2 separate regions of the Homo sapiens genome follow, and region 1 is linked to region 2. A link is a loop called in an ENCODE intact Hi-C map of the cell type or tissue named here. Cell type or tissue: endothelial cell of umbilical vein. All regions are shown on one strand. Links, peaks and the distances in the headings refer to the core of each region. The heading gives the core; the rest is flanking DNA.

Region 1 (12,496 bases), core at 2,965-10,964, 65 kb after region 2:
TAAAGAGAAGCAGTTTAAGGAGGGACTCCTAAAGGATATCAACATGCAATGTAAAGGTCTATTATGCATTACACATCAATACCATGCAGTGGTCCCATTAATAGAGATACAATGTAATTTACCTAGTAATCAAAGTAATCGACCTGGAATTTCTTGCTCAAATAGGTATTACTGCATTATTAGCAAATAACTGAATTTAGATAAATTATAAACACAGACAGAAAATAATTTCTCACAAACCACTCTCTGCTCTTTGTTTTCCTCTATTACATGTTTTAAATGACATATTCAACATCTGCTACTGAATCTTTACTTTCCATCTTAGAATAAGATGTCTATACAACTTTGGCTAAAAGTGATTACTGCAGTTTAAAAGTTCATGCAAATTTTCAATTACAGTTTTGTGTAACATAAAACTTCTAAACTTTCATTATAAAACTAGGGATGATGAGAAAAAAATCTATAAATGTAGAGACAAGATTATTAGTAAGACCAAAGTTCAGGGAAAAAAACTTAAGAATATTGCATATCCACACATATCTCAATATCATACTTGTATTTTTAGGTAGGCAAATCAGGTAGAATGTTTCTTTTAATTAAGAGCAGCAGTAAACATTAGACTTGAAGAGACAAAACACACATTCAAATTAAAGGTTTCTTATGTATGTGGCCTTGGGGACATCCCTGGACCTCTTTGTGCCTTCATCTTCTCATATGCAAAATTAAGGATAATTCTACACACTCTAGCAGGCTGCGATGAGTACTGAATAAACCATCTACACAAAGTAGCTTCTCAGCAGACACTCAATATATCTATGGTGAGTGTTGAATGCTGAGCTTGTACACCTCTACAGCCCCCAACAGGTCCAACAGATCTTTAGGTGTGCTTTTCATACTGAAATTCTCCCTTTCCATACATATGTTTTGTTCAAGACCACTTAATTCACTGGCATAATAAAGAGCTTAATCCTTACCCTTACAGAAGAAAGTTCTCCCCTTTTTATCCTGATGCCAACTGGTAATTATGTATACACTCATAACTGAGTACCACCAAATTAGCAAATAACTGAATTTAGGTAAACTTGGACTGACAAACATTGCCGAATATCATGCATAGATTCAGGGCCGCTGTCTTGTCATCCTAGGGACCTTCCCAATGACAAATGAGAAATCCCCTCAAAGCTCAGCAACATTCAGGAAGTAGCCATGCAGACCCAATGTCTGTGCAAATTAGTAACAGCTTTAGGTACCAGCATGTCTTTACGTAAATGATTTTAAAAACCATTACCTCTTTCACACTGGGGTCCAGTAAATCCGTAAGTGCATGCACATCGATTTGGGGCCACACACCTTCCTCCATTGAGACAGCCACTTTCACAAACAGCTGTAAAATAAGGAGAGAGCTGAGACGCTTTACCTGAAAATAAATGCTAATGAAGTAACACTTGTGGTCCTCTGGAAGGACAACAATAAAATGTCTAAAGTCACCCTGGTGTTTGTTTTGGACGGTCACTCTACAGTTACACATACTCAGATATTCCTCAGTCCACTCTTAGGTAAAGCTGCCTGGAATAGATGAGTTTGTATCTATGTTAATGCTGATGGTCTCATTCCGTGAAGCATCTGAGCAATGCTTTCAGTTTAACCTCGAAAACAGTGGTTTCTAAGAGATGTCACTGAATGGGAACTGTGTGTTAGCAAAGACTCTTTTGCTTATGATTTACGTTTAATTGCAACAGGGCTCCCATGAGGGGAAATATCAGCCCCTCTGATGTCACCATTACAGAAATGTAGCAAGTTCAATTGCACAATTAACTGCAAACAACAAAATACTACTAATGATCTTCAGTAATTTAAGTACCATAATGAAAATCCAATTGAGAGTTATAACAGAACTTACGGAAACTATTGGTGCAGTAAATCTAGAGATGCTTCAGGGCAGGATATTTTGCTTGTTAGAAATGACATTAAAATAAGAATTGAAAGTTCATGTGCTGAACAACTCCTCTTTGTACAAGTTCCTGTAACTCGTGCATGCATGGGCTCTTTCTAGGCATCTTCGTCATGCGTGGCAGGCTCTTCTCTGCCAAATATGTCAGTTCCACCCACTCTTCAAAGCCCAGCTGAAATCTTACTGCTCCATGAGGCTCCCCCAAAACCTCCATTCAAATTCCTTGCTCCTTATATATTTTCTATACATTTTTCCATACATTACCCTATAGCAGCCATGAAGTTGAGCCACTCATACTTTCCCTCAAGAGAATCTCCTGCAAGTTTAGCTGGCAGACCACTTCCAGCTGCTGTACCTTCAGATCTGCTGCAATGTTCATGTCAAGGGCAGGCTCACAGCCAATGACTAAACACAGCATTAGGATACTAAAGCCTGGCTATTTCCACCCATCATGGAACTCTTTGATGGGCACTTTTTGCCCTGGGTTCTCCATCAACCTGGCTATGGCTTTTTGGAGCTGCACTACAGGCTGAAGTTCCTTCTATGCAATTGTCCTTCCTTCCCTCCCTCCTTGCACAGGATCAGACAGGCATCATGGTCTGAAGACCATTCCCTCCTACTTCTGCTTCCTCTTTCCTTTATTCTTCACGGGTCTTTTCCCCAATAAATTCTCTTTTATGTCTAATTCTGTCTTGATATTTTCTTGGCATAAGAGGACCTGAACTGACACAACCCTTTTTAACCAAAAATTATGGCAGGAGGCCATTACTCATCATATAACCAGAGAGGTTTATGTAAATTAATTGTCTTCTTTGCCTCTTGATTTATAGTCAGGGAGAATGAAGAGCTTCTAAACAGAAAAGAAATTTTGAGCTTGCCTAAGCCAACCCTCCCAGATTACAGATGAGGAAGCTGAAGTTTAGGAAAAGTTTTCTAATTCTGCCAGTGTTAATTAAGCACTTGTGTGTTGGGCATTGGGCTAAACTCCCTCAGGGAGCACCAAGGGGAGCAGAAGAGATGCCCAGCAGCCCCTCCTGATTCTCCTGGAATGCCTTGGGATCCAGCCCCATCTCGCCATCTCCACAGCCATAGCCTTAGTTAGGACTTGTCTTCCTGCTCCTGTTTTGTCCTCCTCCAGTTGCGCTTCCACACTGTGATCTTTCTCACTGTAAACCTTCGTAAGTGAAGGGTAATAAGGTTGGTATTTCACAAGAGTAAACACATGGGCTATGGAGTCAGACTGCTTGGGTTCCAACCCCAACTCTGCCGATTACCATCTATATACCCTTAGAGGAACTACTGAGGTCCCTGTGTTCCAGTTCCCTCATCTGCCAGAGGGTAACATTTATGTCCTCTAATACAAAGAGTTGTTGTCATATTAAATGAGTTAACACACATAGAGTTCTAAAATGTGCCTAGCACACAGTAAGCACAGAGTAACTGAAAAGATGTAGGTTATTGATGTTGTTAGTGTTGTTTATTGTTGTGGTCTCACTCTTCTTTCCTAGCCCTACTTTGGAAGAAAACATAGTATGTATAAAGGCATCAAAACCTGGCCCATGACATCCTATCTGACCTTACTTCCTTTCCCCTCACTCTCCTCTGCATTTAAGCTCTAGCAACACCAAAGCACTTGCTATGTCCCACATCCCTTGCTGTGTCTTGTGCTGGTGCTTTGGTCATGCTCTACCATCTGCCCAAAAAGGTCCATTCCCCATCACCTGACAGGTAAGCTCCTACCCATCCCTCAAGACTCAGCCCAAGGATCACCCACACTGCGGAGGCTGCCTCTCCTCTCTCCAGGCTGGGCTACACAAAACTCAACCAATATTCTTCTCCCACTGCAGTGTGTGGATGGTGATACAGTTTGGCTGTGTCACCACCCAAATCTCATCTTGAATTCTCATATGTTGTGGGAGGTGGGAAGTAATTGAATCATGGGGGCAGGTCTCTTTCCCATGCTGTTCCCATAACAGTAAGTCTCACAAGATCTGATGGTTATCATAAGGGGGAGTTTTCCTGCACAAGCTCTTTCTGCCTGCTGCCATCCATGTAAGACGTGACTTGTTGCTCCCTGCCTTCCACCATGATTATGAAGCCTCCCCAGCCATGTGGAACTGTAAGTCCAATAAACCTCTTTCTTTTATAAATTGGCCAGTCTTGGGTATGTCTTTATCAGCAGCATGAAAACAGACTAACACAGATGGTCACTAGGGCATTCTCTACATTTTTGTTTATTTATAATAACATTATTAATCCTAATAAATATATACACAAAAGCAAAAATTAGAAACGCCCTGAATAACGCCCACCATTGAGGATTCATTAAATAAACAGTCAAACATCCAGGTAATAGAGTACTAGGCAACCATTAAAATGTATTTTAAAATGTGTAATGAGCATACTTTGAATAAAGTATTAAGTGAAAAAGTGGTACAAAAACTATATATACAGTAAGAACTCATGTACCAAATATGCATTACAAGTCTAGAAGATACTATCTGGAATGATGAAATCACGAATAATTTTACTTTTTGTATTTTTAAACTTTTCCAAATTTTCTGTAGGGTATATATGCTCATCTTAAAGTAACAAAAAAAAAAAACAAGGTTTTTAAAAAGAATGTTCGTCTTCTGCAAAGCACAGGGACTGGTAGAAAGTAGATACAATAAATGGTGTGTGCAAATGAACCTTCAAACTGAACACCATGTGATAAGTACTTCGGTAGCAGAATCTAGATTAGGAAATGAGAGGGATGCAGATACCACCAATCAAGATAAAGGACATGTTTAGAGAGAATGATGAGGCTGAGTTTTGAAATACTTTATTTGAGATGCTTCCTGAAAATCCAAGTGTTGAAGTTCAGCAAGTGGGTGGAAGGTATGTGTCTGGAATGAACAAGAATTCTGCTCCTTTGGTGGTGACTAGAAATCAAGGAGATCAGGCAAGCAAGGTGGTGAAGGTAAATGAGAGGAAAATGAATCAAACAACCTGTAACCAATCAAGGTTCCAATTGGAAATTTGGTGTTAAGTTTTTTGAGTAAGTGATTTGTTCATCTGTAAAGGTCACTGGACACTTGTAAACATGCTGTGTCCCAGGTAATCGAAGAAAATCCATCAGCACTTATCTCTTTATTCTACTTGTCTACAAACAGGTTAACATCTAGAATACTTATAACTACAGTGTACTTACGTTGTCCACAGTGAGTCCCTATGTATCCTTTCTGGCATAGACAGTGATCGTCACTGCAGCTACCTCCATTCATACAGCGAATATTGCAGTGTTGTACTTGAAAAAAAAGAAGAAGAATTCACTTTTGCAACTTAAATGCATAGATTGCAACAGCTCACAGGAGTTGATTTGTAGTTATTTGAAGAGAAAATCAAATAGCTTATCAGGATTCATCTATTTTTACCTGATAATGACCTAATTGAGAATGCTAAACATATTATTTGTGTGTGTAAAATCATTTACCGGCTAGGCGCAGTGGCTCATGCCTGTAATCCCAACACTTTGGGAGGCCAAGGTAGGCGGATCACCTGAGGTCAGGAGTTTGAGACCAGCCTGGCCAACATGGTGGAACCCCGTCCCTACTAAAAATACAAAAATTAGCCAGGCGTAATGGCGCATGCCTGTAATCCCAGCCACTCCGGAGGCTGAGGCAAGAGAATCGCTTGAACCTGGGGGGGCAGAGGTTGTAGTGAGCGGAGATCGCACCACTGTACTCCAGCCTGAGTGACAGAGCGAGCGAAAGAAAGAAAAAAAAATCATTTACCATGCAATGCAATTGTTTCTCTGGCATTCACTTTAATAGTGCTAAATGACTTCTTTAATTTAACAGAAATTACAACTCAATGTCATTTCTGTAATTTATACCAACAAGAAAGTATTGCCTTGAGTAACCATATGAGACAAGATTATGATGGCAATAATTTTCCCGTGAAAAGATTTAGAATCCCAGGTAGATGGCACAGGGGAACAGTTAAGAGTAGCAAATTCCAAAGAATTTTGTTAAAAGAAATTTTAGAGGCAGAATAGAGAAAAAAGAAAATACCTACAAAGACATTTAATAACAACACTGCCTGACGACAGGGACAGCTGGATTTGCCTGAGAAAGAGCTGCTTGTTTAAACTGTAACCTCAAACTAAATAAGATCCTCATTTTCACCTACAGAAGTGTTCATTTCGGGGCCCAGGGTAGAAAGACCATGGGCTGACAGCCTTAGACCCCAGACAATGAGACACTCAGAGAAGCTGGAGTAAAAGACAGCCACGGGCTCATAGTGAGCAATGACAACAGCGCAGGCAAGTGCTCTCATTTCTCCAGTGTTCAGGCTATCTCTAGGTCAGTAATTTAGGAATGCTAATAGCACTTTCAAAATCCTAGGCTATTTCCTAGTCCAAAGCTTGATTGAATTAACCACTAATCCTTGTTGATACCTGCCTACACATGGAGGCCAGGATTGGGCTTTGGAGGTTTGGCTTATTCTGTCTGGTCCTCCAAGTTGTGGAAGTAAATTCTCAGAGAAGAAGGTTCGATAATTTTAGCTAAGGAGAAGAGAATATCTTCTTTCTACACAAAAGCAGAAATCTGCTGTTTATGCTCACTCTTCCTGAAGCACAGGGGCCAAATCTTCTCTTCAGAGCAAATAGAAGATTCCTCCCAACAGCCACCCTGTCCATTACCCCTTGTTAGGAATCCTCAGCCACGGTATTGAAAAGTGGCTACTTGACTTCAGGAGAAAGGGACAATTTTTATAAGGAGCTACACAAATCTCAGCCTGCCAACAGGGAAGGAAAGTGCAGAACCCACTATCTTCTATACCCTTCCTTTTACAGCACAAAGAAGTTAGGTTGAGTTGAAAGTTAAATGCCTTTTCAACAACATGCCACACACTGAAACACCATCAAAGGCCTGTTTCTACTGAACTAGAGCCACCTCCATCTCTCCACATTCACGGTCCCCTCAGCATGGCCCCAGGTATCTTTCGAGGCTCCTTGGCACATGCCCACTATGTCCTATGACTCCATCCCCTGATCTACTTATCAGTCATTCATTCACTCAATGAACATTTCTGAGTGCCTACTATGTGCCATGCAAAACACCCGGCACTTTCCTTGTCCTAGTCCCTCTGTAGAACCCTCTCTCTTACCTGCCTCTTTGTCTCCTTGCCCCTAACTCCTAAACCCCAACACAACACACACACAGTTCTCCCCCAAACCTGAAATCCTATCTATCTCCAAAACCCATTTCAAATATTGCTTCCTTCCGCTAATCTTTTCTGATATCTCCCAAACCAAATGTGAGCCCTCTCTCCTTTCCAATTACTTCATATTTCTCTTTTGAAGCATATATTATATAATCCAGCCTATTTTTACTTATTTTGCCCCATCTCATTTGTTTAAAAACTTCTTCAGAGTGGGGAGTGGGAGAGCATTAATTATGCAATACCTCTTAAGTGCCTAGAGTAGCACCTTGCTTTATATGTAAGTGCTGTATAAAACTGTGCTAAATTAATTTTTATTTACTTAACTCATGCTGCCTGATGATGACATCAAAAGCCATGCCCAAAGACCAAACTGAGACTTAGAAGTTGTCCATTGTGTCCGAGGCACTTATACAGCCCTACTAAGTAGGTTGCTATTAAAAATATTTTTATCTTTGTTTCCCCATGTATGAATGCAGAAATAACTCCTTTGTTGGAGTAATGAAATCAAGCAACCCCGGAAACTGATTGCAGTTATTTTAGGCTCTTATGATTCCGTTAAAACATCTCAGCCAAGATGCTTTTTTAACTAAAAATCTGTCTATACGTATACAAAGAAAAAAAATGATTTAGTGAAAACTTTGAATAATATTCTAAGTAGGTCATGAAAAGGTGTATAGTTGCTTTAAATTTGAAGTTAAACTTAGCTTCATCCTATCTTAGAAAAACAGTGAGGATTGGGAAAAGCACAGGAAATGATGTCATCTGTCAAGCAGCATAGGAACTCAGCCTTCAAACTGATTTCAATTAAAGCAGTTCATGCCAAGAGCTAATTTCCATTCCCACATGAGCAACAAAGCCATTTAACTACTTTGAGATAAAAAAGCTAACAGTAGTTTAGTGACTTTACATTATTTGTTCAAGTTGAAAATCAGAATGAATTCTTCTTTCTGGCAAGAATGGTAAGTTTACAATTAAATGCAATATAATAAAAAATCTCCCTGATATATATTTTTTACCCTGTCTTTCAGGCAAACCTTTTCCAGCATAAAATATTCTTTCTTTAAAAAATAAAAGCACTCATTCAGACTTGTGAAACAAGAAGACATCAAGGAACCATATGCATGAATCCTTGGGGGAAGCCAGGAGGAGGCAGGCTCAGCACAGGTAATAGGCTCTGAATCACTTGCTTTGCCACCGTGTTAACCATGGGAAACTGTATTCGTTGTGAGTCTTAGATCTTTAGTGGGGAATAAAGCATTCCGATAAAGGTGGGAGCAGTCGCTCAGGATTTCTGTGGGGAAGTGAAAGAACTAGATACGTAGTTTCACTGTACACGCAGGAAATAGTTTACAGAGAATATATACCGAAATTGGTTTTATTTTGGATTCAGTCCTGCCATTGATGCATATTCTAAATTTATACTGATTTGAACAAGAATTCTAGATGTATCATAATTAGGAGACCAAGTTCTACGTCTCTTAAAAAAGCCAACTGAAACCTAGGGGTTCCTCCTACACCCATAATGATGCTGTATTCTTTACTGGATGCACTAAGTACCCCAAGTCAGAAGATATTCCTAAACTCAATCTGTGTTAAGATTTTACTAGAAATTGAAAACACTAGGGGAATCAAAGTGCACAGATCCAGCCATATGCAGTGAACCCTGAGTGTCCTAGGGTCCCAGTGAGGACCTGCCCTTGAAGACGAGCAGACAGCCGTAAAGGGTTTCATGTAAGGCTCAATAACCCAGAGCTAACAGAAAATGTTGCCATCTCCCCATATCCATAAAAGATCCCAAATTAATTTTGTGTTCATATCAGATGTCAGTCAGTCATTTCAGTCATTCAACAGTGACTTACTGAACGTCTTTCATTTGGCAGCATTGGCCAGAAAGAGCAGAAGAAATTTTCTTTAGATTACAGCCCAGCACAGATTAGTTCTTAAATGATTCATCAGAAAAGAACAATGTGAGCACGCTATGGGAATGAGAGAGAGGCAGGGCTGGCACCTGGATCTCAATACCTCAGGTAATGATTTTCTTTGGGATGCATTAGGTTTGGAATGATTCTAAAGACCTGCCATCATCTTGGCAGGCACAACTGGCAGGAAGAACACTGGGAGCAATTTGCACATAAGCATTTGTATGACGAACATGTGATTTTAATTTAGGTACTAGGAAAAGCACAGACAGACAAATTAAACAGCTAGACTAACTTCTGGACTCTACACCTGAGACAAGAGTCCACAGGGACAATCAGAGTCACTGCAGGATAAAAACAATTTTCATTTAGAGGGATAACAGCAATGGCATTTCCCTTAAGTGAACAGATGTCTGGGGATGCCTAAAGACACACAGCTTGGAAGAGAAACTTCACTAAAATTCTCAAACAAACAAATAAACAAACAAAATCTAGCCAAGCTGGAAAAGCTGTAGAGAAGGACAAGTTAAATGACAGTAGTGATAAAGGTGCTTCCATAAAGGGTGGAGTAGAAAGCAAAGAGTTCAACCATTTCTAAGGACAAGTCTGAGTAGATTCCATGCATGCTTCTCCTCCCAGTCCATATAAATCCCACACTTCCCTGAAAAGCTTTTTCAAGGAGGACTTCTTCCAGACTGGCTAAAGCACCACCTTCCCTTCCTCTGAATGTCCCCACACTTTCAGGATGGTTGCACCATACTCCCTCAAACTTGCTAACACACTGGTCTAGAATTGTTCTGCTGGCCTTCTTACACCCTTAGAGCTCAGATTTGCATTGGGAGTACAAATGCCCCAAACTCTTGCTCCCAGCTGATTAAAGCCCCTTCCTAAAACCGGTGTCCGAGAGGTTTTGTCTGCGACTGGTCCTGCTGACACTCTCATTGAATTGAAGTAAATTAAATGAGAAAATGTGATCAAACTATAAGGGGTTTGAAAAGTGTAAAGGGCCCCAAATTGATATACAGGTTTGATGCAATTCCTATCAAAATCCTAAAAGGTTTTGTAAATATAGACAAGATTAATCTACAGTTTTTACAGAAAAGAACTAGAATAGCTAAAACAAAAAAAGGATAAAGTGGGGAAGATCTGCCTACCCATCTGGGTGGCAGAGCAAGACCCTGTCTCAAAGAATAAGTAAATAAAAATAAAACTATGAAACCATCAGAAAAAAGTTGGAGAAAATCTTCAGAATCTAGGAGTAGACAAAGCATTCCTAGACTTGACAATGAAAGCATGATCCAGTAAAGGGAAAACTGATAAGTTAGACTTACTCAAATTTGAAAACATTTGCTCTATGAAAGATCCCATTAAAAATATTAAAAAGCAAGCTACAGAGTGTGATAAAATGCCTGCAAATAACATATCTGATAAACAGCTAGTATTTAGAGTATACAAAGAATTCTCAAAACTCAACAATGAAATAACAAACAATTCAATTAGCATCTGGGCAAAAGAGGCCAGGCACAGTGGCTCATGCCTGTAATCCCAACACTTTGGGAGCCCAAGGCATGCAGATTGCTTGAGCTCAGGAGTTCAAGACCAGCCTGGGCAGCATGGCAAAACCCTGTCTCTACCAAAAATACAAAAAACTTAGTGGGGCATGGTGGTGTGCCCCTGTAGTCCCAGCTACTCAAGAGGCTGAGGTGGGAGGATAACTTGAGCCTGGGAGACGGAGGTTGCAGTGAGCTGAGATCGCACCACTGTACTCCAACCTGGGTGACAGAGTAAGACCCCGTCTAAAAAAATTATTTTAATGAAAAATAAGAATCTGGACAAAAGATATAAAGAGACCTTTCACTGAAAAAGATATACAGGTGGCAATAAGCACATAAAAAGATGTTTGACATCACTATCCAATAGGGAAATGCAAATTGAAACCACAGTAAGAGATGACTACACAGCAATCAGAATAGCTAAAATAAAAAATAAAGACAACACCAAAAGCTGGTAAGGATGCAGAGAAACTGGGTCATTCATACACTGCTGGTGAGAATGCAAAATGGTACATACGGCGACTCCAAAAACAGTTTGACAGTTCTTAAAATGCTAAACATGAAACTATCATACAACTTAGAAATTGCATTTCTGTGTATTTATCCCAGAGAACATAAGATTTGTGTTCACACCACAAACTTGTACACAAATGTTCATAGCAGCTTAGTTCAAATAATAAAGAAAAAAAAACTGATGACAACTCAGATGCCCTTCAATAGGTGAATGGCCAAACAAACTTGTGGTACATCCATAGCATGTACTACTACTCAGCAATAAAAGATAACAAGCTGTTCATACTGCAACAACCTAGATGACTCTCCAGAGAATTCTGATGAGTGAAAAAAGCCACTTCCAAAAGGTTACATATTCTGTGATTCCATTTATATAACATTTGTGAAATGAAAAAATTATAGAAATGTAGAACAGATTAGTGGTTGTCAGAATTAAAGAGAGAATTATGTCGGGAAGAAAATGACAATAAAAGGGTAACATCAGCGCTCTTTGTGGTGATGGAAATGTTCTGCATCTTAACTGTATTGATTTTGTGATATCCTGGTTCTGCTCTTGTACTATAGTCTTGCAAGATGTCACAATGGGGAAAACTAAATAAAGAATACCCAGGATATTTCTGATTTCTTACAACTGCCATGGTTGGAATGTTCCTTCCAAAACTCATGTTGAAATTTAATTATCATTGTGATGGTATTAAGAGGTGGAACCTTTAAGACGTGATAAGGTCATGAGGGCTTTGCCCTCATAAATGGATTTATGCCATTATCTCAGGAGTGGGTTGGTCATCTCGGGAGTTCAGCCCCATTTTCTGTCTGTCTCTCATACTTGCTCCCCATGTGATGCCTTCCACCATGGGATGGCCCTCTATAGACATTGGTGCCATGCTCTGGACTTCCCAGCCTCCAGAACCACGAGCCAAATAAACTTTTGTTGTTTATAAGTTATCCAGTCTGTGGTATACTGTTATAGCAGCAGAAAACAGACTAAGGCAACTGTTTGTAAATCTACAATTATCTCAGAATATGAAGTTTAATTTTTAGCATTCTTAAAGTGTAAAGAGTAAAACAGAATGAGAAGATTTCAAAATTACAAAATATAAACTGTAGGAATTACAAAATAGAAAATACAAAATTACAAAATATAAACTATAGGAAACAACTTTTATCATGTATCATATATAATTATATATATAATTAGACAATTATATATATACACATACATATACATATATATATATATATATATTATTGTCTAAATGTTTGTGTCCCCACAAAATTCATATGTTGAAACTTAGTCCCTAATGGGAGAGTATGGAGCAGTGGGGCCTTTGGGGAGGTGATTAAGTTAT
Region 2 (12,496 bases), core at 3,071-11,070:
CGCCGCCCGATCACAACTTGAAAATGGAGTCTGAATTCTTATCCATGCTGCATCCGCCGCATCACAACTTGAAAATGGAGTCTGAATTCTTATCCATGCTGCATCCGCCGCCTCATCACAACTTGAAAATGGAGTCTGAATTCTTATCCATGCTGCATCCGCCGCCTGATCACAACTTGAAAATGGAGTCTGAATTCTTATCCATGCTGCATCCGCCGCCTGATCACAACTTGAAAATGGAGTCTGAATTCTTATTCATGCTGCATCCGCCGCCCGATCACAACTTGAAAATGGAGTCTGAATTCTGGAACTGGAAAGAACCCCCACATAGCATCTTGTTCAACCCCCTCATTTGAAAGCTGAAGTAACTCAGAGATGGTAATTGACTTATCTAAGATCACACAAAGCATTAGGGACTTGACCACGGGGCATCAAGGACGGGAGCCAGGCCTGCCTTATTTCCAGGGCTCTTTGACCTTCACCGCAGAGATTTTTTTTTTTTTCAACTAATTGTATAGAGAGAGCCAGTTACCTTGAACAGTGAAAGTCTAGGGCCTGCAAACAGCTGAAAGAGGATGGAGCCCCATCTATGGTAGTGGGTTAAGCCGCCCCGGGAATTCTCCTTAGCTCCTGAGAGGATAAGAGCCCCTAACAGTAAGTAGCCATGAGATAAATATGCTATTATTTTGGAAAGGGGAAGTCCTGAGGTTTTTGGCTCACATATTATGGAGTGCATGGATTTAAAAGCTACACTTTTAAAAAGGTCCTGTGCATCATGCAGTGCTATTATAATTGCTAAAGGCTGGGCTGGCGATAATCTAAATCCCAAAATATTAGTGGTTAATTAGGAATCCAACGGACTTCTTCCAGAAATAAAACTTAATCCCTTAATTACGCTTTTTATTTCTTAATTTCCTCCCATAGTAACCTATGCAAATATGGACTTGGTTTCCAAAGAAAAATGTTCATGTGTTCTTTCAGCATGCGTACTCTACAGTCATTGGAAAGATCAACAAAGAAGGTGGGCATGAACTCTTTCCTTTTTTCTCAAATCACAGCTATAAATCTCAATCTTTTCCTTCTTAAATGTATGAAAATTTAATAATTGTTATTTAAATCCCTTCAACTTGTTAATTTACATTTCAAAATGTCCTCCAATTATATGTATTTATAAAACACTTTTCCGTAACATTTCTTTTTTTTTTAGTTTTTGGAAAGAGGGACATTTTAGGAAGGAAGTGAGAATTCTGCAAGAGGAAGATCTCATGGAAAGCAACTCGAATAATGGCATTCTCAGATCTGAGAGCGTGAGGGTTAGCATCTTGTGAATTTGCTAAAGCCAATTTGATGGAATTGGTTTTTCTTGAAAAAATTCTATGAAAAGTACTCAATTCCTTCCCCTCCAAGTCTAAAGGAAGCTACCTTTAAAAAGCCACTCAAAGCAATGGCAAAGGTACCAGGACATTTTCACAAGGGCACAGAACCCCATGGTTATACTCATCATCTTTCTAGGGAACATATTCAGTGATTACGGGCCAGACTTCCTGGGTTCCCTCTATTGGCCATCTAGACACCAGCCGATGCCCAGAGTTATGCCATTTCCACAGTGAGACACTGTAACCGGAAAAGAGCAAGGACGTCGAAAAAGTGAACCCGGCTTGCCAAGAGCTCTCAGGGTACTTCCTGATTACTTTCTTACCAGAGTAAGACAGGTCAACCCTGTTCACACCAGTCTCCAGGCCAGAGAATGTATAGCACTAACAGGACATTCTCCTCTAGTATCAATTTTGCATTGATACTAGAAGGAAAAGAAGGAAAAAACCATTATCTAAATTAATGTAATAGTAGATGGCAAAGGAAAAAAAAATCTAGCCAAAATAGTCTGTTTTTATCTTGCTGCTGACTTTCACATGTAGCTGGAAAATTTTTGTGTGTGGAAAAGGATTAAGTAATAGACTGAGTTTTTGGTCCACTGGATACACCACCATAATAGGTTTCTTAGCATCAATAAAAAGATTCGAATGATTTTTCTTTCAGTCTGAGCATTAAATTAGAATCTTCTGTCTAGTCCACATCCATAGACCATTCCTGTTAATTGACTTGTCTGAATGAAAAGCAAGAGACAAAATCAATTCTACTCAGGCTGGAAGCCATCATAATTTCAGAAAACAAAACACAGACTGGACAAGTCATAAGGACTATACTCCCCTCAATCTTGAAGCTGATTATATATTCTGAAGCTGAATATATTAAACTGAGAAAGCCTAAAAGATAAAACACAACCTATCGTTGATGTAGGTTTTGCATGTGATAAACTTTAATGGCTTGTTAAGTTAATGTCATATATATATGTGTGTGTGTATATAGATATATGTGTGTCTATATAAAGATATGTGTGTGTGTATATGTGTGTGTGTGTGTATATATATATGTGTATGTGTGTGTGTGTGTGTATATGGCCCGAAAATCTATTCCAGAATAATAACTTTCATCTAGGAAAGAGGACAATGTAATATGGCTCAGCAAGCACCAGAGTGTGAGTTAAAGAGGTAAATTTGAGCAGTCTTGTCTGAATGGCCTCAGACAGGGTACTTAATACACCCAAGACACCATTCCTTAATATATAATGTAGAGTGTGGAAATAGCTGAGTTCTTTGCCCCTTTCAGTGCCAACATTCTCTGCTTCAAATTTAGATCTACAGTACAACTTCTAAAATACATTGGCCTATCAAGAGTCAACTTTATTGTTCTTTGAAACTTAAAATGTTTTTTTAAGAAGTCTTTAGAAAGAACTATTTTTTCACAACTACCCCGAATAACTATGTATAACATGTTCAAGAATGCAGTATCAATTATAAATTCAATGATGATTTATAACCTAAAAACAATTCCAACTCATAAAGATAGTTCTATCAGAGTTAGATTATTCAGTTTCAGGGCAAGTAGATATTAAATGTCTTACATGTAACTTATGAATTGCACCTTAAATTTAAAGCTGTCTTTTGCTCATCTGATATACAGTGGCAACTGACAAGGTTAATTATCCAGCCCAGACAAATAACTTAGAATGTACTCACTGTTAGAGTCTAGGGGCATAAATATAACAGCATCTGTTTTCAATAAAAATGCATCCATCTAAGTGAAACCTCAAGGTGGGGTGAGTTGAGGATGAAGGAAAAAGTTTTCTCTTCTGATCTTGATGAGAGATGTAGCCCTGAGAATGCTGTTACACTATTGTTGGACATTACTATATATAAGTTACATGCACTCATCAAAGAAAAGAGAGTCCAATGCTGCCTACATATTTTCTAGATGCTCCCCTCTCACGAAGAAATTATGACTGTAATTGGAAGTCAGGCCTCATTTCGGCAAAGAGCAGTAGCAGTAGTGGTGACTATAAACACATCCTCTGTATATATATTTGTAGAAGTTCAATCTATAAACTAAATGTAAATATAAAAATTATCTCAAATTACTTTTCTGTTTGACTAACATTAAAAGCTTTTCATTTGATAGGCAATTACCATCCCCCAGAAAAGAAAATCATGAGCATGTACTAGGAGCATAAATATAAGGGTTAATAGATCAATCTGCCTCCCCACACACAAAATCAAACATACCTTTTAACTAGAAAAACTTCGGAAGATATATTATTCTGAATGATATCTAATGACCAAATTTAAATTCATGTCTCTAGAACTATGCAAAAACATGTGTGTTGAACATTTTAAACCAAATGTTGGTTCAAAAATATTTCATGTTTTTAATATTTAATTTGATTCAGATGGACCTCTTGTTTTGGGTCTATAAAAGTGGAAAAAGCTACAGGGTTTTTCTGGTCCAATAGCACAAAGGCATATTATTACTGTTAAAAATATTATATTTACACATTCACAGGGATGACAAAGACAGAAGGATTTAGGAATAATTTGCAAACAAGCTTGTTTCTAATGTTGAGTTTTGCCTGCCCCCACTACACCCCCCAACTGCAAAGCATAAGATTTCTTACCTTCACATTTTTGTGACACTTCATTAAGTTTGTGTCCAGCAGGGCATTTGCACTCAAAAGACCCAACAGTATTAATGCAATTTCCTCCCTGACAGAGCCCGGGGATGGCCTGGCATTCATCCACATCTGTCAGATTACAGAAGACAGAGAGAAAAAAAAAAAACTCATATGAAATTCATTGCAGAATAAAATGTGATAATTTGTCCACAATTATGTTACCATATTTATATCGGTGAGTTATTTGTCCATCACAATATTTGGAATATGATTAGAGAAACTGTTTCTCACAATTGCATTATGTAAAATACATCGTTTGATTAATAATGTTCCATAAGAAGTCACAAGTATTTTTTGTTTTCCCACCTTCCATGTTTCCTAATGTAGAGGAGAGTGCATTAACTTTTGCGGGTTTTAGCACATATGCAGCAAAGTATAAAGATACGTTTAAAAGGCCATTATTCACGGCCTCATTTTTATCTCCAGATTGGTAGTAATAATCAGAGTTATTCAAAAAATCTTGCAAATCAAAATGCAATACATTTCTACAATGAAACTACCTTTAAGAGTTGTACTGAGTGATTTAGTTAAAACGGAATTTATTGAAGGTCACTCAGACTACACGAGACAGCTAATGTTTTTGCGCAAATGAAGTGGAAATGTTCACTTCACATTCTGGAGAAGTGCCTTGCACAGTAAAAATTAAACAACTCAGAAAATTAGGCCAAGAAGTGAGAGAGATTGTTAGGTGAGTGAGTGTGTAGTTTCAGCTGCAGACTTACCTTGCTGGCACAGTGGCCACCAGAAGCCACTTTTGTAAATGTCAGTGAGATCATGTCTTTCCCCAGCTCAACGTGCAAGTGTGTACTATGTCCTGGGGAGTTCGACATGACTTCTCTGATCTTTTACCCATTTTCCACCCTCCTATCTCTCCCACCACACTGGATTCCTCAAATATGCCAAGGATGCACCTGCCACAGAGCTCTGTAAGGCTGCCCCTCTGCCCGGAATAGTCTTCCTCCAGAGAGCTGCATGGCCCACGATGTCTCATCCTCCAGGTCTGTGCTCCAATGCCACTTTAGCCACGAGCCCTTCCCTTGACAGTCCAACAGCAACACCTGGCTGCTGGCTCTAATCATCCTTCCTTCCCTGTTTATTTTTTTCCACAGGACTAACCACCCACTGACCTAATACATGCCTGTTTGTTTTATTTAATAAATTGAATGTCTTCAAAATGTCTTCAATATAAGCTTCCAGAAAGCAGGGACTTTGTCCATTTTCTTCACTGTTGTATAACCAGCACCTAAGGACTAACTTGGGTTCTTATGTGTAAGCCCAAATATTAACCTTCCAGGAGCAAAATTAATCATTTCAGGCTCACTACTTTTGTTATAAAGATTATAAAGTACATGTACATTCTCTCCATCTCTTTGTTCATAACAGAAAAGTCTGATTTAATAAAGAATCCCCAAGCAAACAGTCTAATGTATTCTTTTTGAAACCTGGAAGCTTAATGTGCTCTTTAGTTTCACTCTTCATTGAGTAAAGAAAAAAGTGATTGCTGTTTATAAGATCTCAACCTGTGTTCTTGAGAAAAGTCAGCATGCAGTAAAAGGGATATTAAAGAAACAACAATTTAGTTTATTATAAAAGTATCACTTACTGTTTTAAATGAAATATCTTAACCCACAGATACATGATTATATGTGGAAAATCATTAAATTATGTTTTCTAGCCAATTTCAGTTTTGTCTTAGACCAGAATTTTCCATTCTCTTGATGTGTTGAATGTATTTTTTAAAATGTTTTTGAAAATCAAGATTTTTACATATAGGCAGAACTAGCTGTCTTGTTGATCATGATTTCTGGCCAACAGAAAATATAGACAAGGCAATTCTCCACTGGCTGTATACTCCAGGTCTGAAGACAGAATAAGCTCCTTTATGAACCCATTTGCCCACAGCCCCTCACATCTGACCCAAGGACTGGAAACACCAGCAAGGAGCAAGAGCCACAACCTGGTGGCAGAATCTCTTAGAAAAAACAACAACAACAACAACAACAACAACCAAACATGAAGAATTTCACTCTCAAAATAGCAATATAACTGCCATTGTGATTCAATGGGTTTTCAAAACTTTTCTTATAAAAAACATTTTTTTTCTTGGATGTTGAATAGCAGAGTTAGAAAGAAACAGGAAGCAAATGCTGGAAAGATCCAGATTTATGAAACGAATAGCAAAGCTAAAGAGAAGGCAGTTCATTATCCCCACCCCCCCAATTCCATTAGCACCCTAACCTCTGACAATGGGTCACTGATGGGCAGCTGAGGCAGTTAAAAGTCTAGCTCTCTGGTCACTGTCAACAAGTTCATGGGTATTAGCTAACTTTGTAATCCCAAGATGAACAAATTCTTCAAAACTCACTGGGATTTTCTAAAAACGGGAAAAATAAGAAGGCACCAAAAAACAACTAAACTTTTGTAAAATACTACAATCCATCCCTTGATAATTTTAGAGTTTCAAGGTGACTTATTTCTTCTCCTGACATTCAGAGGGATACATTTAAGGGCATCCAAAGGAGCTGTATGTTGTACATGGGAGCTGAAGGCCAGGAATGACAATATCAGAAGTGGAATTTATTGAAGTGGAATGTAATGGAGACCCACAAAACTGTGTGACTAAGCTCAAGTTCTGTTTTATTGCACATTACCCTTAGAATTAACATACAAAACAACGCCAAAGTATTATCTATTTGCCTCAGAAAAGCATATCCTGAAGTTTCTGAAAATATTGCAACTTGCTATAAAAAGTCCTGAGGCTGTCTAAAGGAAACAGATACAGGCTGAGAGTTTTCAATCCCATCAGTTTAGTGTGGAGCTGCCTCTGTTCACTTCCTCCTGTTTCCTGCCAGACATCCAGACAATAAAAGAATTTGTACAGCTGGAAGAACAGGAGTAAAAGCCAAAAACAGAGTAAGGGCTTCTACGGGAGGCAGGAGAAGCAGCTAGCAGGCGACATCTGGGGATATTTAAAACTGTGAAACAAATCCTAATTTATTTTGGACTTGTAAAAAAATGCAAAATGTAGCATGCAAAATGTCGAGAGAAACAATTTTCTTCAGGTCAATTAAGCACAACCCATGAGAGAGGAACTCAACAGTTTCAAATGAAGAAAAAAAATTAAGAAAAACATAAACTACCTTGTTCACAAACCTTGCTTTGTGTTTCTACACAGCACTGCCATAATGCACTGCATCGCTGTAAACAGAATCACACCACCCCTGGAGTCAGAGGTACATACAAACACCTCTGGGGTCAGAAAGGGGGAATGGTTGGCAAGAAAACATTCAGTAAGACTTCAGCTGCTCTCTCGAGAGCCACGTTCCTAATGCCTTAGTTGGATATCATGCAGTCAGCGAAATTGTGAAGTTATGTAGCTGACACTACTTTTCCATTCTCTTCAACTTCATTGGAGAATGGCTCTCCAGAGCAAATAAGATTAATCCATTAATAATTCCATCAGCCCGGGTTTACCTTGACAAGCTCCCGTGCGGATATTTGGAATGAAGCCACGGCGGCAGGGGTGAGGCTGGGCAGGACACATCTCACAGGGGTGGCCCCAGGCTCGGCCGACTGTGGCACAGCAGAGCGTTTTTGTGCAGACAATCCCGCTGAGTTGTCCCTGGCACATCTGGTTGCTGATCACAGTAAAACATGGGCCTGTCCTGTAATCTGAAAATAAAGAATAAAAATCTGATGAAAATCCAGAAAAGCAGGAACCATCATGCAGAGGAACAGCTGTGCTCCATCTTGCTTGACTCCAAATTGAGAAATGAATTTCAGGGACAGAATCATGCATCACTGTCCCTGTGTAAGGCCTTGGATAGACCATTCTACTTCTGAACCCGATTTCCTAACCTACAAAATAGGGATGAAAACATCAGTTGTTACCCACTTTGAAAACGGCATTGTGAGGATCAGGCGAGCTAATGGAAAACTCTTTACAACTGTGAATTGCTATACAAATGTAACATGGTAATATTATTATCCACTCATTACTTAAGAAAATATATCAGTGCCTACACTGAATCAGCTCCTATGCCTGATACAGATGCTTCAGTGACTAAAAGAGGCCAAATCCCTGACCTCACAGAGCTTCCAGTCTATTGTTATTTAGGGCTGAGAAAGCAAAGAATTTTGAAGCTTGCAGTGAGGCAAGTCATGGCACCTTCTTCCTGGGAGTTCCTTCAATAAAAGAAATGGTTATCTGTTTCTTTTGAGTTGGGGTCATCTTATTTCAAATACAAAACAAGCAAACCAACAAACAAGAATTTAAAATTTTGTCCATGCAAAACACATTAGGTTTTAATATAAAGAGTGAGGACACTGGTCTGAAATCATTGTAACCCCTAGGCAAAAGGACCATCTTAAAGCAAAACAGGGATAAGCTAAGTCCACAAGAGAATTTCCAATCAGAGCAGTCTACCACCAGCTATAAGATCTGCCTCTTTTTTTTTTTTCCTACAGAGAGAGAGCCAACAACAAATAAGAAAGATAAAGACGTAGTGAGCACAGAGGACCAAACCCAGGTTGTCCCCTTGTGAGAGAAATCAGGGCCATAATATCCATTTCCGTGGTTCTACAATGACCTTGACAGACAAGGGAGGCTGGGCTGGGGTAAGACTCATGGGCTTCTATCCACAAACCAACATTTGCATGCTTCCAGGTCATTTTCAGAAGTGTTTAGGTGCAGTGATCCCTGTGAGTCTAAAAATGGACTCAATGACCCCAGTAAGTTCCTTTCACCTGTGAACGCAACAGTTTTATGAAAATCACTGGCTGTGCTAATGAAACTACTGGGATGCTTTCATTATTTTCTTCTTTCTTTAAGTAGCTCATAGGACATCGCAGACATGCTATTTACTAAGGAAAAAAGGACAACTTTTCATTACAGTACCAGCAAGAGTCAACATTCTGGATCGTAACAATGTTTTGGCAATAGCTGAATCTTATCTGCTGGCATCCCTCTATCCTGTGTGTTCTCTCTTGCTTTCTTTTTCTTGCATCTCCACTCCAACCCCTCCCTTGGAATTTCAACTCCATCTGCTCCCCATCACTACGTGCTCTTCCTCCCTCTCCTCTGCTATCTGCAATGAACCACCTCTGTTCAATGGTGTTGCAGAAACAGCACTGCTCTGATGCCCATGCTGTAAGATCAACCTTCTGAAGAATTCCAAAAACAAAACTCCATGCCAGTCATATATGTAAAGAAGACTACCATATCCAAGCTATGGCAGCACTGGAGAGACAGACAGGATGGTCCAAATGCCGAGTCCCCAGTTCCCCAGCTCCCTCCCTCCATGCCAGTGTTATGTCCCACTCACAGGATGCAAGATAATTTTAGATTTTAGTAGTCACATATTAATTTTAATGTGTATTATGAAACAGCATAAATATATCAGACTCATGATTTCACAGTTATGTCTGCTATGAGGATGATGAATTGAAAAACCTTTTAATTCAATTTTTTAAAAATATTAAATACTAGTACAGGTGATATGCAAACAGGTCAAAAATTGTGTGAGTGATATCTACATGCAACCAGACTCACCATGCCAAAAGACAAGCCTAAGACCTCTGTGTCCCTCTTCTCTGCATGATATAGCCCCACCCACCTTTCCAGCCCTGTCTCCTGACACTTTCTCTGTTTATCATTTGTCTTTTTTTTTTTACTTTGTTTATGCATTTCTTACTCTACTGTTTTTTTAGTTTTATATAGTCAAGCTGTAGGTATAGTTTAATATTTTACATTGTATGCCAGATTTATTCAAAACCTGCTATCTTCTTCCACAGATACTGAATTCAAACAAAAATATAAACAAGTATTAAATACTGAGCTGTTGAATAAATCTCAGCCCTCATTTCGTTCTTTCGATGAAGAAAAAGTCACTCAGCACTGCAGTAATTTGGAACAAAATCTCTTTAAAATGCAGGAACTATGTGGACAAAGTGAAATACCAAAGTCATCTTTATTTTTTTGGCTCAATTCTCCCAAACAAATACCTATAGGGATTTAATAAATACATCTTTGCTGTTTGGTCTTTCCTTTCTATTTCAATATTTTATTATGTATTTTAATTCAAAATTAAGTAATTACTTTAGACAATTGAGAAAAGGCAGTAGCATATAAACAAATGTAATTACACCTAAAGAAACCCTTGATAACGTATTGATTATATTATCGTACGTAAGATTTTGTGTGTATGCATGTGTGTGTTTTATTTTTTTAATCATAAAATAAGGATTATACTAAAAATATACTTTTGAATCCTGCTGGATTTTCTTCACTTAACATTGCCAAAGCTTTTTCCCATGTAATAAATGCTATTCTACAATATGATTTTAATTGCTGCATAATTTTCCATCAAGTTATAACAGAATGTGTTCAGTAATTTTCTTACTGTCTATCATTTAAATTGCCTCTAATTCTTCATTATTACACATAGCATTCAGTGTACATTACAATGAATCCTTTTCAGGATAAAAACAGTCATCAAGATTTTTATGACTATATATATCCTACATCTGAGACTAGAAAGATCACAGCAGTGTAATCTTTTATTTAAAAAATAAATAAAACTCTCCATGTTAGGTAACAAGAAAGAGAATTTAGGCTTGTTTCTTTCTGTTAATTTACTGAGACAAGTGCAAATGCTTTAATCAAACAGATTCAGGTTAGCTTGCCATATTCAATCCTTTTTAAAAAGCATAACGCAACATGAATTTTAATTTATAATCCTCTCTTCAACACTGTTGGGATTTGTTTTTCCACCTCCTCTTGCCAAGATACTCTATGGAATTATCTTATATATGAGGATTGCCAAGGTTCAGGATAGATACAAATATGGTGTTTTGTGAGTGACACCAGCAAAATCCAGACACTCTACAAAATGCTAATACAAATCTGATTCAGTTCTGTCTGCCACTGATTCATAACTTCACATGTGAATTTCTCATTGGAAGATCTTCATTAAAAAAAAAAACCCCTTAAGACTTTTCCAGGGTCAATAACGTATTATTCTTATTTCAATATGAAATACATAGAATCGAGATGGTAGTTGTTAATTCTGACAATCTATATTAGGCATCCCAACAGTCCACAGGGATCCAATTTATTAAGTATACTATATATTTGGCGAATACTTTATGTAGAATAGAAACTATGGACTTAGTACATTTCTGTGCTAGATATTTATCACTATAGACAAAGTTATTTTGGAAACAAATTCAAACTGGCTTATTTGACAGTACAGATTAGCAAGTGGATATAAATGTATTTGTAGATCCATATTTTAAACAAAAATTGCTGATTGTAGAGGGAGAGGCATAATCTGGATGAAATAAAATTGGATCTAAAAATGTCTTGGAAGGTAAATGCTGTATTAACATGGTTTTCAAATGTCATTCCGATTTGGCGGCATGTGCTTTTCGTCCTGTACTTCATTTAGATTGCCAAGGTTATGCTGTTTTTAGTCCAATACTCCAACCGCAGAAAGAAATCTGCCCACACTCCCAATTCCTTACTAATAATCCAATTATTTACAATTATTCCCATAGCACTTACATGATATTAAGCTAAATTTACATACTCTTTTTTTTTTTTTTTTCAGATAGTCTCAGCATTAGACAGGGAGTGTGCTTAACTCAAAGCTTGTGTAACGTCTGACTCATTCCTGGCTTCAGTGTAAATCATTATTCCTAATGCAACTAAAATATAGTATTAGAAATGCTTTCTATTTGCAAATTGCTCTACAATCACTTCCTTATAAGACCTTCATGAACTAGGGCAACAGGCCAAGTCTTTCCAAAATTAAAGTGCGACTCTAATTGTTTTTAACTGGCTTACTCCAGTGTGGCTGGTTCATGGGAAATTCTGCATCTCCATGTTCCCATTCTGAGTGGTTAGCTCAAGGATTGCTCTCCAGTCCCGTTAGATTTGGCCTCAAGGCTTGGGCTCTGACCAACATGTGTCTGCAGCCTCTGATCCTCAGCTCATGCCCAGCTCTGCAGCTCAGAATGCTGTGGTCTACAGCATTATTTCACTTTCATTTGTAATCAGACTTCACCCCGAAGCAAATGCATCGTTTACAGGGAAAGAATATTCTGTGGTACAATGAATTCTCGTCCCTCCTGCCCAGTCACTAAACCACAAACTGCAGGGAAGGCACAAGGATATAATTTTGGGCACTAGGCTCCAATTATTTTAAATCCTTCTTTTCATAAAAATGACAAACAAAAGAATGAGATATCAATTTATCCATGACATAGAGGGTCACAGCACACTTATTTCTCCCAGGTAGGTTGGCCTGGGGAACATTAGGCTCCTAATGTGTGGAATTTCAATACAACTTTCTGAGGAAGGAGTTCAGAGAACTTTTAGTCTAAGGAAAATTAAAGTTAAGAAGTTCCATTATCATAATCAGCCTCCTA

The links. Peaks named below come from ENCODE experiments on the same cell type or tissue, not always from the same donor. Only the 100,000 strongest peaks of a DNase experiment are listed, where the experiment ranks them.
Region 1: it touches region 2 in a loop (3-fold over the local background); 4 of 110 quality-filtered maps call a loop at or near these places.

What each region holds. Positions count from the first base shown.
Region 1 is chr15:48,594,995-48,607,490 of GRCh38, forward strand. FBN1 (fibrillin 1) reads right to left here. Exons shown (of 66, transcript NM_000138.5): 5 at 5,145-5,240; 6 at 1,289-1,384. Among named protein-coding and RNA genes, the nearest start is that of FBN1, 44 kb to the right of the region's middle. RefSeq lists an enhancer at 1,085-1,254. In endothelial cell of umbilical vein, for the core only: no CTCF peak of the experiment used is centred there; DNase peaks (open chromatin) are centred at 7,897 and 8,307; H3K4me3 peaks cover 274 bases; H3K27ac peaks cover 1,772 bases.
Region 2 is chr15:48,530,071-48,542,566 of GRCh38, forward strand. It overlaps FBN1 (fibrillin 1), which reads right to left. Exons shown (of 66, transcript NM_000138.5): 7 at 7,541-7,738; 8 at 4,010-4,135. It overlaps LOC124903488 (a long non-coding RNA gene), which reads left to right. Exons shown (of 3, transcript XR_007064628.1): 1 at 1-654; 2 at 925-1,021; 3 at 1,208-1,287. Among named protein-coding and RNA genes, the nearest start is that of FBN1, 110 kb to the right of the region's middle. RefSeq lists an enhancer at 1-862. In endothelial cell of umbilical vein, for the core only: no CTCF peak of the experiment used is centred there; a DNase peak (open chromatin) is centred at 6,851; H3K27ac peaks cover 2,115 bases.